3 separate regions of the Homo sapiens genome follow, and all the other regions are linked to region 1. A link is a contact called in ENCODE Hi-C or POLR2A ChIA-PET data. All regions are on one chromosome and are shown on one strand. Each heading gives the region's core, a stretch centred on a gene start or an enhancer-like site at or near the end of the contact. The rest is flanking DNA. Distances are from core to core; before and after follow the strand shown.

Evidence for each region. A loop is a pair of places that touch in the nucleus more often than their neighbours do. ChIA-PET counts read pairs that join two places held with the same protein, here RNA polymerase II (POLR2A). Pooled maps may share reads with other maps.
Region 2: a loop to region 1 is called in a pooled map, with 11 times the contacts of the local background. The contact joins the enhancer-like site here to the promoter of RPS3A in region 1. A Hi-C loop is called at or near these places in 3 of 50 pooled maps.
Region 3: a loop to region 1 is called in a map of CD4-positive, alpha-beta T cell, with 12 times the contacts of the local background. The contact joins the promoter of TMEM131L here to the promoter of RPS3A in region 1. A Hi-C loop is called at or near these places in 1 of 168 maps with a recorded cell type or tissue (CD4-positive, alpha-beta T cell), 1 of 37 single-sample maps with no recorded cell type and 10 of 50 pooled maps. POLR2A ChIA-PET finds 5 or more read pairs at or near these places in 1 of 52 experiments (naive thymus-derived CD8-positive, alpha-beta T cell).

What each region holds. Positions count from the first base shown.
Region 1 is chr4:151,098,160-151,101,156 of GRCh38, reverse strand. It overlaps RPS3A (ribosomal protein S3A), which reads right to left and starts at 1,529. Exons shown (of 6, transcript NM_001006.5): 1 at 1,443-1,529; 2 at 569-672; 3 at 1-182. The coding sequence starts at 1,504. RefSeq lists enhancers at 606-1,189, 1,210-1,769, 1,190-1,774, 1,073-2,272, 2,550-2,619.
Region 2 is chr4:153,650,298-153,653,294 of GRCh38, reverse strand. It overlaps the pseudogene LOC100419170. Among named protein-coding and RNA genes, the nearest start is that of TLR2, 32 kb to the left of the region's middle. Within about 2 kb of position 1,519, at least 18 of the 41 ENCODE cell types and tissues checked have a DNase peak (open chromatin) inside an H3K27ac peak, as active enhancers do.
Region 3 is chr4:153,464,839-153,467,835 of GRCh38, reverse strand. It overlaps TMEM131L (transmembrane 131 like), which reads right to left and starts at 1,476. Exons shown (of 35, transcript NM_001131007.2): 1 at 1,315-1,476; 2 at 555-625. The coding sequence starts at 1,438. RefSeq lists enhancers at 216-305, 1-465, 1,836-2,015 and silencers at 776-1,135, 1,506-1,605, 1,646-1,795.

The DNA of each region.
Region 1 (2,997 bases), core at 280-2,779:
TTTTTTGACCATGGAACACATTTTGTCACGGGTAAGATCCATGCCATGGAAGTTAGTCAGGCAGTTTTTACCCTGAACATCTTCAGTAATCAGCTTGAATTTTCTAAATGCAACTTCATCATTCTGCAAATCAGCAAGACTCACTTCAAACACACGACCCTTGAGACCATCAGATGCAATTTCTACAAAAGAAAAAAACAAGTATCTTAACATTTAGGAACCATATAAGCAAAGTCAAGCCTGTAAACTGAGGGTAGAAATTAAGTTAATGGTAAATTATAAAGACCTTAACCTTTGTTATCAAATCTATCCAGACACCAGTGACTTATCAACAGTACTTATTTGAAGCTCAGAACTACCCATGGCACATTTTCTTAATTCAAAAAGCACCATCTTGCTTCTCTCCAAGTGCTGTACTAAAAATGATCACCACAGGTGCCAAGGCTGCAACCAAGAGCTGACATTTCCTTAAAGTCTCCCACCACAGGACCAACAACAGACCAAGATGCCTGCTACAATATACAAGCGCCAACTTAAGGAAAATACAAACCAAGAATAAGCTACTTACTGGTTCCTTGGGTCCTGGTGACGAGCGTCTTTCCAATATTTCTTATATTGAACATAGCAGGTGCTTTCACATCATACCAATCTTTCTTAGAAAATGGATCAACCCTGGATTTTAAGAAGATGCTTAAGTTCCATTGCAGATCAATTCTTACTGTATTTTTCACTGTTAATGGTATTTCCCATTAATATTTTAAAAAGCTAACCGGCAATTTGATACCAAAGTATATCTCACAGTGAGGTGAGGGGAACAAACATAAATCTAGCTCTTCCCACTGTACGTTTCACTGCATGCATCAGACTTTGAAAGGTTATGTCCACTTCCCACCCTCATCGGTCCATCCACTACACAGGCACTTAGAATAACATGCATCGGTCCTTCCACTACACAGGCACGAGTAACATGCAATCTCATTAACTTTGCTGGCACGTAATGGCATGTACTGGTAACTAAGAGACTGCATGGCCCCAAAGCTTAGCAGGAGCTCGCAGATTCCAGCGGGACCAAGCAAAGGCGAGATTGACGGGTCCTGAATGGATAGAAGGGTGCTTTCCTCAACTCCTGCTGTCGCAGTGCCATCAAACACTCGCAGAATTGAGGCAGCTCGTGAGCCCACAAAACTAACATTCCAGCCGAGTCGCGCCGGCAAGCCGGCTCAAACGCGACGCGCGCAAGGACCAGAAGGCCTGGGAAAGGCAGCCGACCTGCCGCTACTCAACACCGACCCTCCAGGCCGCGTTCCTGGGTGCACCAACCCGCCACGGCCCGCACAATCCGACTGGAATCCTCGCCATCCGGCCTACGCCGCGATCTAGGACCAGCCCGCCGATTCCAGCAGACCCCCAAAAAGCAAGACGCCACGACAGTCGCGACTTACACTTTCTTCTTGGCTCCCTTTTTGCCGCCTTTCGTAAGGCGCTTGTTCTTGCCAACCGCCATGGTGCTGGTCAGAGAGCCAAAAGGGCGGAAGTGGGAGTCGCGCGAGAACTTAGGCGTACGGGGGCGGGGCGCGCCGTCTACGTGACCTTTGCCCTGTTATTCTTCCGGCCTCAAGAATTCCGGGACAGTAGAGAGCGCCACTCTTTCTACTGTGGTTGCGACATCGCCATCGTGTGTGGGGAGGCCGCGCGGCATGCCGCGGGCTCACTGGAGGCTGCGCTGTGTAGACCAAGGCGTCGGTGGCCTGACGTGCAGGCGTCTGGTTACCTGTGGTTTCTGTGGCTGTGACGTCGGGAAGTAAGTTTCTGTAAAACGAGACGCCCACTCAACATCGTTCAAAGCTGAACTCACCGTCTAACCCCCAAACCTGCTTTTTGAGAGCATTGGCTTTGGAGTCAGTCAGCGGATCTGATTCAAATGCCGGTTTCAACAGGGCTTTGCTTGAGACCGACCTCTCCACGCTTGTTTCCTCATGCGTAATATGGGGGTGATAAAACGGTCGGCTTCATGAGGTTTCATAGGGCTAAATGAGCATCACTCCAGAGATGCTAGCGACGTTCTGCTTGTTGATGTGGATGCTGGTTCATCTCAGGTGTTGTTGCTTTGTGAACATTCACTAAGCTCTACGCTTATTTGTGTCCTTTTCTATATGTCTGTTATATATTGATTAAAAGGTTTTTTTAAAATAGAGTGAGACCGAACTCGTTGGCTCACACCTGTAATCCCAGCACTTTAAGAGGCTGAGGCAGGGGAATCAACTGAAGCCAGGAATTGGAGACTAGCCTGGGCCACACAGCCAGACCCCGTCTTTACAAGAAAATGATAAAATTAGCAGGGCGTTGGCCGGGCGCGGTGGCTCACGCCTGTAATCCCAGCACTTTGGGAGGCTGAGGCGGGCGGATCGCCTGAGCTCAGGAGTTCGAGACCAGCCTGGCCAACATAGTGAAACCCCGTCTCTACTAAACATACAAAAAATTAGCCGGGTGGGTGCCTGTAATCCCAGCTACTCGGGAGGCTGAGGCACGAGAATCTGAGCTCAGGAGGCGGAAGTTGCAGTGAGCCGAGATCGCGCCATTGCCTGGCCAACAAGAGTGAAACTGCGTCAAAAAAAAAAAAGTGAGATCTCCAAATGTTTCCATTTTTGCAACTAATCCAAACCCGCCTCCCCCATTTTTTTTAACTGTAGGGGTTAACAGAGCACATCCTGGCAAGGTGTGGCTGGCTAGCTCAAGTGTGCAGCCCTCGGAAAGCATCTGGCCCATACAGGCTTGGTACTCAGCCAGTGGTGTGTTGAGTTCCCTTCTCTAACTTCCCCTCTGGCAGAAAACCCTGTGACCAAGCCAAAACCAACCCTTACTTACAAGGCCCCCTGCAAGCTTTTAAACTTACAATCCCTTCCAGTCCTGCTAGCCTCCATCCCCTACCTCCCACTACACCCACCCCCCAAGACAACCTTCCTAAACCTCTAGTAGGGTCCTGAAATCTTTCAGTAA
Region 2 (2,997 bases), core at 270-2,769, 2.6 Mb before region 1:
TACATATATCAAAACAAGTTGTACACTTTAAATATATTAAAATTTTTGTCAGTCATACCTCAATAAGCTAAAAAATTTTTTAAAGCATTTTAATGATTGAAGAAAAATGATTGAAGAGGTAACTTGCAATAAGAGTTACTGAAGTGCTGAATGCTTCTGTACTTCAGAAGCATCACAGAAATGCAGATCATGCTGTATATGCATATATTTTATATGACTGAGTCTGCTTTCTATCTAAACATTACTCTGTTTCTATCTAAACACTACTCTGCCTAGTACTTTTTGTGTGCGCAATATCATCCTGAGCTTTGGATATTCCCAGTTTTCCAGACTTTTCTGGGCTCTGGAAAGGCACAGTCATAGCTATATTTAACTGCCCTATTATTCCTTTGGAAACACGGGCATATAAAAATAAATAAATAAAATAAGAGAGAGTCCCAGGGTCACAGAATGTGTAGCAGGAGAGATTCCAAAAGGAGGGCTGGTCTGTAGGGTAGGATCGCATGGAGAAGTGAAGAATAAGGACTTTCCAGATACCTTGATGTGAGGTGCCAGATCCCACAGGGGCTTAGAGTCACTGACTTCCTGTTTCAAGCACCCAGGAAATTGCAAAGTGACCAAGGCAAGGAAATACCCAAAGATCAGCTTCCAATTTTTGCTGGTGCAGCCTTTTCTGTCACACCACACATTGCTGTGCGTTGTTCATTGTCCAGTCATTCATCCGCTGAATTTCCATGAAGTCACTTCCATGGGCCAGATACTGTGCTAAGCAATTGCAGGGGGCGGGGAGGCGGGGGGGTAGGTATAATTCAGGAGGGGACACGAGGTGCTCGTATCAGTAATTATGCCAAAAGCAGGATGCCCAGAGGGAATGATGACTAAGGGAACTCTGAGTCCTTCCTGAGTCCCTAGGTCTCACTTCAGTGACTGAGAATGGACAAGGGCCTGCCTAGGTCTCTCCTAGCCCCTGACTACACCTGTATGTTAGGTCGGCTTGTCCCACAGGAATGACTTGAGCGAAGCAGAACAGAAGAATGTAAACATTTTGTTTTAACAACAAGGTGGGGTTATGCTACAGTTTTGTTTTCTTGGTAACAAAAGGCACAGCCGACTTCTCATCAGGCTGACTCAGGGCTGCCGGCTCATCCTGGGTTTCATATCACATCAGAGAACTCAGTGTTCCTGTCGTGTCTTGTGGGTGACCAGCTATCCCAATTTCCTCAGGACTATCCTGGTTTTAGCCCTGAAAGTCTTACTTACATCATGAGCACCTGGAGTGGCTGACCACCACCCAGCAGCATCCCCTTCTAGTAAATTCTGCAAGGCACTAGTGTGGCAAAAACATGGATTTTAGCATCAGATGGACTCGGGTTCAAATCCTTGTGTGTGCTGTGTCACTTACAAGCTGTGACATAGGGAAGTTACTCAGTATTTCAAAACACAGACACTATTCACTTCATGTACTCATTACCCGGGCCTCATCTCAGCAGGCGCCCACTTCCTTCGTGCTCATTCACTCCATGTCACTGGGCTCCACCCTCTTCCTCAAACAGGCAGAGCTCATTCTGCCACTTTGCCTTTTCTGTTTCCTCTGTCTGGAAGGCTTGAATCTTTCCGGGTGGGCCCTTTCTTGCCCTTTAGTTCTCTGCTTCACTGTTATCTCCTCAGTGAGGTCCTCTCTAAACACTCAATGAAGACTACCTCCCCAACACTCCCAGATGCTCTTCGTCTTATCCCTGTCCTATTTTCTCTCTAGCACTGAGTATGATCTGGAATTGTCTTGTTTCTTGACTGTGGGAGGCAGCCTTCTAAAACGGCTCACAATGATCCCCATTTCCTGGTATTCAAACCCTGTGTAACACCCTCCCCTTCAATGGGCCACCTAGGGACTTGTTCCTAACAAATAGGATATGGTATAGTGATGGGATGTCACTTCAAGATTGGTCATAAAGGACCATGACTCTTGTTTTACCGGCACTCTCCCTCTCGTTCTCTCTCTCTCTCTGGCTCTTGCTTGCTTGCTTACTCTGATGAAGCAAGCTGCCCTATTGTGAGCTGCCCTAACAGAGAGGTGCATGTGGCCAGGATTGGCAGTAGCCTGTAGCCAACACAGCAAGAAATGGAATCCTGCCAACAACCACATGAATGACTTTGAAAGCCAATTCTCCCCTAGTTGAGCCTTGAGATGAGTGCGGCCTGTGAGAGACCCTGAAGCAGAGGACCTGCTAAAGCATGCCCCAACTCCTAACCCACAAACACAGTAAAATAGTAAATGTCATTATTGTAAGTCACTAAGTTTTGGGGTAATTTGCTACGCAATAATGGATAGCTAATATATTGATGTATTATTTATTCCCCCTCTAGAATACTAGCACCATGATAGAAGGTACCTTCCCCATTTGGTTCACTTTGGTATGCCCAGAGCCAAAAACAAAGTCTGGCACATAGTAGGTGCTCAATTTCACTGAATGAGAAAATCATGAGGGCACAGGCTGCACACAGGCCATGTAAGGACAGATGAAAAAAATATTTATTGAATGAATGAGTGATTTTGAGACAATTAAATATGAGAAGGGTAGGGAAAAAAGAGAGTATCTGAGCTTAATTTTAACCATTGCTATGGTTTGAATGTGTCCTCCCAAAAATTTGTGTTGAAAACTTAATCCCCATTGTAACAGTGTTGAGAGGTGGGAACTTTAAGAGGTGATTATATGGATTAATGAATTAATGTCATTATCATAAAGTGGGTTAGTTATCACAGGAGTGGGCGCCTTATAAAAAGGATGAATTTTACCCAATTTTCTCTCTGTCTTGTGCACTTGCTTCCACCTTCTGTCCTTCCCCGCTTCTGCCATGGGACGACCCACACTAGATGCCGGTGGTGCCATGCTCTTGGACTTCCTAGCCTCCAGAACCATGAGCTAAATAAACTTCTTTTCTTTATAAACTACCCAGTCCATGGTATTCTGTTATAGCAACAGAAAATAAACTAAGACA
Region 3 (2,997 bases), core at 227-2,726, 2.4 Mb before region 1:
TTTCTACACGCAATCATCATATCATCATACAGAGAAAAAAACCAGAAATTCAAGTTCTTAAGTGGGTGTATTTTAACAGGAATTAAGGGCACTTGGAGAAAATCCAAGATGACAATCCTTGAGAGTCACATCTCCATCCCAAAGCTACTTAACGCTAATGGCAAATACCACTCTAACATTTATGAAATCAATACTCCTGTTGTCCTCAACCTCTTAGCCACTTGCCATCCACACAGCACCAGCTCACTTAGGGAACAGTGTGCACCCAGGACACCCACGGCCGAACAGACCGCTGGCCGCTTCCCTGCTGAGGTGGCCTGGGTTCCCACCTTCTGAACTTGGGGCCGGCCTGCCTCAGGCCCTGTCACATGGCGTGGGAGGAGCCGGGAAGGCCACCGTTGCCAGGTGTTCAGGCTCGGCCCCTAACGTTTATTTGCCTTGCAAAGTGGCCCGAACGCCTGTGCCGCTTGGACAGGGGGTGGGGAGGACCGGGGGCCTCCCCGCCTCTCCTCCCTCGTACACCCACAGCCGCCCTGTCACCTGGTCGTCCTCACCTGAGTGGGCAGCAGGAGTTCCCCTTCTTCTGCCTGCCACAGCTCCACCACGTTCGGCAACGGCTCAATCGCTGCAGGAACACCAAAAAATACACCACGTTTTTAATGCACGCTAAAGAAACGCTTCCTGTTTCCCCTACCGTCCCTCCGTGCCCCCCGCCTCACCAAAACACGTCTCTTTTTCCTCCTGGGAACAGAGGCCATCCCAGGGGCGAGCCAAGGATAAAAATACAATGGGTGGGGTGTGAGCCGGCGGCCCCTCGGACGCGAAGGCGACAGCGTGCAGGCAGGCTCGGGGTGCTCGTGCTGGGGGTGGGGGGACGAAGTGGGAGTGAAGACACCCCACGAGGCACTCCGGGCTCCGCAGCCCGAGCATCTGGAGTGTGGACCCTGGGCGGCCAGGCTCGGGGGAACAAAGCTGCAGGAAGCCGGGCCGCTGCGGGGCACCCGCGCGCGCCACACAAAGCGGGGGCTGCGCCCGGGGCGCAGGGGCCCGCGCACAAAGGCTCCAGGGCGCGAGCGGCTAGCGGTCCCCAAGCCCCGCGACTGCCCCGCTCTCCAGCTGTACGGGGCAGAGAGGCGCGGGACGGGACGCTGTGGTCAGAAAATGTTATCAGCGGAGAATCGCAACAGCTTTCCTTCCTCCTCCTGCCCCTTTCCCTTTCCTCCCCTCGCCCTCTTATAGATTTCAGCAGTTCCCTAAAAGAAAGAGCGGGGGCGGGGTGGAGAGGCAGAGCGAGCCCAGCGGCGCAAGGCTGACCTTGTCCCTGAGCCCCTCCCGGGCGACAGCAGGGCAGCAGGACCTGGAAGACGCCCAGCAGGAGGTTCACGGCCGCCGCGGTGCGGCAGTAGCAGCCGGGCTGCGGGCGTCGGAGCCCCGCCATGCTGCTGCTCGCGCTCCTCTCCGTTGCTCGCCGCGCTCGCCGCTAGCTCGCTGGCGCCCCAGCTGCCTCGCCCCGGGCCCGCCCCCGTGCCGCCCCGCCCCGCCCCGCCCCGCCCCGCCCCGCCCCGCGCCGCACCACCCCCGCCGCTGCCGCAGCTGCTGCAGCTCCAGACCCGGGCGCGCCGCTTGCTCTGAGCGCGTGTGCGCCGCAGATAGGGAGGGACGGAACGCGGCGGGGTGCGGGGGAAAGTGGACAATGCGAACCCGCGGGTGCCCCGCCCCGGCGCGGAGCACATGGCCGCGGGCCCGCCCCGCAGCGCGCACTCTGCGGGGCCCGGGCGCTTTCCTCGGCTGGGACGGGGTCGCTTAGAGCTGTCCGCGGGGACTAGCGGCCCACTTTTGCCAAGTGCATTTTCATGAACTTTTGGGTGGTTGCCGCTTTGTCGAGGCGCTTGGGCCACGGTCGAGAGATTACCCTCGAGGGAAGAGGTGGCGGTGGAGGTGGGAACGAGGAGTCGCCAAGCGAGAGGCCTTGGACACAGGATATTAGTGGAAATAATGCAGTGGTTGTCAGGAAACGCGAGTGCAGCCACATGGCCACTGCCAGTTATGCAGCGAGGATATCCGGTGGCTGCAAAGTCTGTAATTTAGAATAAAAAGAGCTCTCCCAAAACCCGAGAGGCAGACCTCAGCGCCGCGTGGCGGTAGTGCGCCCGGCACCCTCTGTGGACACTGTCCAGGTCCTGACAGGTGGGGAAGACTCTTCCTAGGGGATTTATAGCTTCAAAGACCCTGCAAATACTCCCTTTTGGAATCATATTGCAAAATTCAGCCAGCCTCTCCTGAAATATGGTTGGGGTCGAGGATGTGGTTAGTTGCCTGTTTCTAACATTAGTAGGATAATGGAAGTAATACGTGGAAATACATTTCCTAGTTCCAGGTTTTGATGCCTATAACTAACAAGTCCAAAATCTGGCATCTCTTTAAGTTAACATCCTGCCTTTACCAGCGATGTCGCAAACAAGGGCTTATTCAGAAATCAATTTGCATAACCTAGAAGTATGGGCAATCTTATGATTTTTTAAAGTTAACTTACTGCTTCCACTGTAGCTTGTATGAAATTCAGAGAATATGAACAATATAGTATGAAGAGGGGAAGTGATGGGACACACCTGTTTACCTTAATCCTCTGTTTAATTGCTCCTTGTGCCTTACAAGCCAGACTATAGAAAACCAGTGCTTGCATAGCAGACACAATCCTGAGAAGGACAAAATGAAATCTAGATCCTCTTTCCTAAAGACGTAATACAGTACTGTGAACACAGTCTCACACACTGTCTGCATTTAACTCCAAACAAGGTTAAATAGTCTAATTGCTTGGCCAGACTTAACATTTAAGTAGATTAGCATAAACGTAAGTTGTTGATGTGAAAAAAAAAAAGGGACACTTTGCATTTTCCAACTTGAATACCTCCAGTAGTCTCTGTTTCATACTTTTTTCTGTATTCCTTGCCAACATCTTCCTTTATTTAGCAAGGATCTCCAGTGCCATCTCAATGT